Linked DNA regions of Homo sapiens: region 2 is linked to region 1. A link is a contact called in ENCODE Hi-C or POLR2A ChIA-PET data. All regions are on one chromosome and are shown on one strand. Each heading gives the region's core, a stretch centred on a gene start or an enhancer-like site at or near the end of the contact. The rest is flanking DNA. Distances are from core to core; before and after follow the strand shown. Region 1 has its middle 340 kb from the start of LINC01615. Region 2 has its middle 280 kb from the start of LINC01615.

Region 1 (2,876 bases), core at 74-2,573:
TGCACGGGTGACTGTGGGGTGGCGGCCGTGGCCAGAGCGCAGGGAGGGAGACGGGAGGCCACCCGGCTGCCGGGTTTCCTCCTGGAGGCTCCGTGGCCATTTTCCTGAGCTAGAAAACGGGCCCACGCCATCAAGGTGGGGACAGGCCCGGGCTCCCTTCTTGTTTTGAATAAAGACCATGTTTTCCACGTGGCGTAAGACATGGCGTGATGACACTTAACTTCGCACTACTAAAAATACCTTAAGAGATACTTATCTTGTTTAAATAATTTGGAATTATGGCTCCACATTAAAGAAAACAAACTCCAAGCAACAGCTTTTCTTTCTCTCCTTCCCTTGTGAGGTCCGCCGGCAAACCACCAATGTTTCCGTATTCAAGGCCAAAATACCCTAGGGAGGGACCGGACTCCTTTTATTCTTTACATAGCATTGTCAGTGTTTGGGGACATTGGAAGGAAGCTAAGGAAGCTATAGTGACAAACTCCTGCCACTCTCGCGTTCAGAGGTCTGCAGGACAGCAGGCTCGTGAGCCGGGGAGCGGGCTGCATCCCAAAGATGCCCAGGCTTCCAGGTGCCTGAAACCTGCAGGGATCAGTCTAATTGCCTTTCTCCACGATACCATTGCTCTTAAGAAGTGTTTTGGCAATGACTTTTAACAATAGGACGATGGCTGAGTTCCCAGATCTGCATTACGGAGGCATTTTAAAAGCCCACATCTTCCTCAGCTACACCGAGTCTCTCTCCTGATGTCAGTGCTGTGTGGCTGAAAATCAGCTTTTTTAGAAGGCCGTTTAATGTAGAGATTTATAGGGCCGCATGAACGCTGCATTTAAGAAGAATTTTTTTAAAACTATAAAGTATGACATATTTAATGGGGATGGGGCAATGTGATATGATGGCTAAGGCTTTGTAAAACTTTTAAATAAAATTAACACACATAACTTTTAATGCCCCCATGTCAAAGCATCTTAACATTATAAGAAGTAAACACATAAAATCCCATCCCCTTTCAAAGCCGCACTCAAGTTTGGATTCTTAGCTCAGTTTATCAAACGCTTTTTATAAGCCTGGAATGATCACAGAGATGATACTTTTTAATGATGCTAACGTTCTGGTTTGATGTTTTTAATCCAAAGAGGTTAGGAGGTGAAATCTGTACTAACCCTATTACTTCTGATACGAGCTCAGCCGCTCTGGCTCGGTTATAAGCATTGTTTGCATGGTCTGTCTTTTCATCCTTTTACTCTCAACTTGTTTGTGTCTTTCATCCTAAAGACATCCTGCCTCCTCCCGTTCCATGCTCACATGTGACCAAATGAAGCAGACAAAACCCGAGGCTGCTTATGAGGCTGATTGCAAAGCCACAGTGCAGCCAGGCTCCCTGCCCCGAGCGTCTCTGTGCTGGGACAGGCTCCAGGCCCCTCGAGTCTGCTAAGCCCTTCCCCAAGCTTTAGCCCTGTTTCTTGTATCACTTTAATTCCATTTCTTATCTCGACATCTTCAGCAGGGAAGGCTGATTTACCAGAGAGAGAGGGAGAGAGACAGGACATGAGAACACTGTTGCCTGGGGTTGAAAAAACAGTTTTTTTTTCCTGTGTATTTGTACTCCATTTTTTTGTTTTGACAGATTTTGGGGAGTCTAATTTACATAACATAAAATTCACCTTTTTTAAGTGTGCAATTCAATGATTTTCTTGTAAATGTACCGCATTGTAACCACTACCACAGTACAATTTTGGAACATTTCTACCACCCGAGATGATCTCTCGCACGCAGTTGCAGGCAATCCTCATTTCCACCTAAGGCCTGGCTAACCTCTCCTCTAGGTTTTACCTCCACAAATGTCTTTTCTGGAGATTTCCTATCAACAGGATGCTGTAAATTGTCTTCTATTTTTAGCTTCATTCACTGAGCACAGTGCTTTGAGGTTCAACCCCATTGTAGCACATAGTGCCTTCATCTTTGTTACTGAATGGCATTCCATCGCGTGGATATACCACAGTCATTTATGGAGTCACAGGGGATGAGCATTTGGGTTGCTTCCACTTCTTAGTTATGATGGCTAATGGCACTATGAACACTACTGTGCAAGTCTTTATGTGGACAGAAGGTTTTATTTATTTAATTTTATTTCATAGTGAACTATACTTGACATAACACACGTATACAATTATTATATATGTATATTTTATCAGTATTGATAAAATTAACACCCACACAGCCCATGTCAGCATCTCAAGGTTGAGAAATGAATCATTTTCAGTATACAAAACACCTCTGCATAAGCCATCCATGATTCTATCCTCTTCATTCCCAAACAGAAGTAGCCATTATCCTGCTTCTGGGATCATAATTTCCTTGCTTTTCTTTATGGTTTATTGTACGTGCATCCACAGAAGAATATCTGGTAAGTTTTACTTGTTTTTGTAGTCTGTAAGTAAAATGATATTGTATACATCTTTAGTGGTGTCTTTCTATCCCATCACTGTGCCATTTATCCAGATACATGCATGTAGATAGGATTTGTTCACTTTTACTGTTGTATAGTTTTCAAATATATAAATAAATCACAATTTTAGAACAAACCTGCCCTGTTGTTGATGGACTTAGGGTGGATTTCAGTTTCTGGCTGTGCTGCTGTGGACTTTCTTGTATTTATCTTCTGAATGTCATGTATTTATCATGTGCCTGTCAAAAGCTTCCTGGAGTGTATTCCTAGGAGAATTGCTAGTTCTTAGGATATTTTCATTTTCTACTTTGTAAGTAATGGCAAACATTCCCAAAGTGAAAATAATGATTCACACCCGCACCAACAATGTAAGCATTCCTGTGGTTTCACCTTAACCTTCACTCTGTATTGGTTGATTTTTTACTTT
Region 2 (2,954 bases), core at 29-2,528, 57 kb after region 1:
GAGACGGATTTACAGTGCAGTCCATGAAGCTTGAATGTGAGCTCCCTCAGCTGCCGTCTCTTGCAGGGACTCAGGAGGGAAGCTGGACACATGTCTGTCTTCACGGAGTCTGGACAGCTCTCCATCCCCTCCCATGTCCTCTCTGCCGCCATTCCCTGGTGTCTGGTGGCATCGAAGGGATCATGAGGACTTTGAGATCCAATTTGAAAAGAGATGAACTGCAGTAATTTCACTCTGGCATGGTGGGATCCACTCATGGTTCACCATCACGTCTGTGGATAGTTGAATTACTGCTGATCTTCCCAGTGTGGAAGTGGCTTCCAGAACATTCACCCAACCACCGTGTGTCTCACCCGGCCTGTGACAAGAAGGAGCAGGGCCAGAGGTCAGTTCCGACGCAGAAGGGTCCTCCAGGGCCCAGGGGGATGGACAGCCAGGCAGACACAAGGCTCAAAGGCGCCGACCCCGAAGCTGCTCTGCAGGAAATTCTTCCAATCTGTACACCCTAAATTATATGCAGGTTCATCCCCACCTTATCCAAACAAAAGTCCTCGTCTGTCAAGCATCTCCTGTCGAGAATGCAGTACATGCAGCGATAAACACATCACACACAGGAAAAGGCATGTGGCACAAACACAATGGCAATTACTTGTGCAAGGTAGAACTTTTCAGAACCCCAGCGTCGGCAGTGCCGGGCGGGGCTGGCAGTCGGAAAAGCAAGTTCTGCGGCGGACCACGGGTTTAGGCTCACCGCGCAGTCCCAATACAACTCTATTTCCTGCGACTCTGGAAACTGAGTTTTCTTTCTGTTCTCTCTAAGGAAAACAATATTAAAATAGAGATAGCCATTGGCACATGAAAAGGTGGTTGAATAATATGCAGAAAAATTGGGGGAAATGTGTATGTGGGGCCGTTATTCAGTAGAAACATTGTATCACGTTCAGATGGGCCTTGTTGGAGAAGATTTGCTAGGTTTTCAGAACGCGTAGTGTTGTTGAGGTTTCTCTTCTCACTGCAGGCGAGGGCTTCCTGCTGTCCTTCCTGTTTGTAATTCGGTTTTACTTTTCTTACAGGGCTTCCGAAATCATTGAAGTGTCAAAACCTGAATCCACCAGAATGTGTCCATGGAACTGAAAACTATCAGATATTTAGACAGGGTGCGTTAAAGGGCTCACCGTGCGTCCGTTTTATGCCGTAATTATGTGCACAAATAATTGCATGGCCGGCGTCGCGTGAGACGCGGGAAGGACCGGGGAGCGGCAGAACCAGGGCTTCCAATTCCCGTCCGCGTTTAAAGCGCGCCAGCGCCCTCTGGTGCTCAGGCTGCGCAGCGCGCCGGCTCCGCGGGTGCCGCCAAGGGCCGGGGCTGCCTGGGGGCCTGCCCGGGGTTCCAGACCTGCTGGACCGTGCATGGCTCATCAGGCCGGGCCTGTCCAGGGGTTTGAGAACCGCAGACCTGCAGGACTGTGCATGGCTCATTAGGCCGGGTCTGTCCAGGGGGTCCAGACCTGCAGGACCGTGCATGGCTCATCAGGCCGGGCCTGTCCAGGGGTTCCAGACCCGCGGGGACCTTGGCTCCATCAGGCGGGAACCGCCCCGCGGGATTCTGAAAGGATGAATGCATTTTCCTCTTTCTAGCATGGAAGGATTGTTAATTATTTCTTCGTAGTTTTCTGTGCTTCCCTTTCTCCTTTTTGCCTCACCTGCTCTTTCCTCCTGAATCCTGAGTGATTTGGGTAAAGCCAATGGTCGGATTACCTGGGAAGAAGCTGGGAAGCCAAATGTATGAAGAGCGGGGCTTCAGATAGGGGCCACGGAGAGCCCAGGCCCAGGAGGCCTGCAGAGCCTGGGAGGAGGGAGGCTCACCCAGCCCGGGGCCTGGCCCCATGGGGGTCCTGCTGCAGAGGAGGAGGGAGGCTCACCCAGCGCTGGGCCTGGCCCCTGGTGGTCCTCCTGCAGATGTAGCCGTGAGGGCTGCTGACCCCCTCCAACTTCACCGCCTCTCCTGAATCCCAGGCCATCCCAGCCTCGTCTGGCGGTGTGAAGAGTGGATCTGAATTCCAAAGATCTGGGTCTTGCTCTGACTTTCCCCATTTGCTGCAGTTTGAGGAAGTAACGAATTATTTTGGAATCTTCATGTGTGTACATTTTAATTTTTAAAATAAGGGTAAAAAAATTCCACCATTGCAGGTGACTGAAAGTGAGGAGGGAGAGCTTGTGTGGAAGGACATGAAAAATTGCTCTCGGAGCCAACAACTGCTGCTCCCTTCTCCCTGCACCCTCTAGACAGGCGCTGTTCCTGACCCTGTGAAGAGGCAGCGTCATGCGGGGCGATGGGAACACAGAGACTGCAGCATGGACAGACGTTTGTGTTGCAAGCAGACACACACCTCCAGGGTAAATGTTTATTCCAGAGGCACCACCATTCCCACGCCCAGCGAGTGTGCATTCTTTCTGGATTCAGAGCCCCACAGTTGTGTTTGTGAGTCATCAATGGTGAACGGTGGGGCCTTCTGGGGACAGGGGTGTGATCCATGTCTCCGTTTTCAGGTGACAACACCAGTCCCCCACCCACCTCACCCCAAACAAAGAGGCCACTGATCCGGGCCGCACAGACACCGCAGCCAGCAGCCATGCGGCCCCGCCTTTTCATTTATTAAGCAGAGATTAATAATGGTATATTTACGGCCTGTCTGCGGCCGAGCGACACTGCGGCATTGATTCATTTCTGACCCTAGTATTGCGGGAACAACGACGCCGTTGAGTTCGCTGCTAGATTTATCACTTGAGGAGGTGGGAGGAGAAGGGGGTTACTGCAAATAGAAAACGCACCTCTGGAAGCCCTTATTTATGAGCTGCTCAGGAACCGACCCCAAGACATAGCCACGCAGTTTCCAGTAACTGGGCGCTGTCACTGGCGGGGCCTCCCCAGGTGGTGGCCGTCGGAGGCTGTG

The links. Hi-C counts contacts between places; a loop is a spot of excess contacts on that map. ChIA-PET counts read pairs that join two places held with the same protein, here RNA polymerase II (POLR2A). Pooled maps may share reads with other maps.
Region 2: a map of natural killer cell shows a loop between it and region 1 (2.1-fold over the local background). The contact joins two enhancer-like sites. A Hi-C loop is called at or near these places in 2 of 168 maps with a recorded cell type or tissue (Calu3 and natural killer cell) and 1 of 50 pooled maps. POLR2A ChIA-PET finds 5 or more read pairs at or near these places in 1 of 52 experiments (Panc1).

What each region holds. Positions count from the first base shown.
Region 1 is chr6:168,826,253-168,829,128 of GRCh38, forward strand. No RefSeq gene overlaps it. Among named protein-coding and RNA genes, the nearest start is that of LINC01615, 340 kb to the right of the region's middle. Within about 2 kb of position 1,324, at least 3 of the 41 ENCODE cell types and tissues checked have a DNase peak (open chromatin) inside an H3K27ac peak, as active enhancers do.
Region 2 is chr6:168,883,498-168,886,451 of GRCh38, forward strand. No RefSeq gene overlaps it. Among named protein-coding and RNA genes, the nearest start is that of LINC01615, 280 kb to the right of the region's middle. Within about 2 kb of position 1,279, at least 3 of the 41 ENCODE cell types and tissues checked have a DNase peak (open chromatin) inside an H3K27ac peak, as active enhancers do.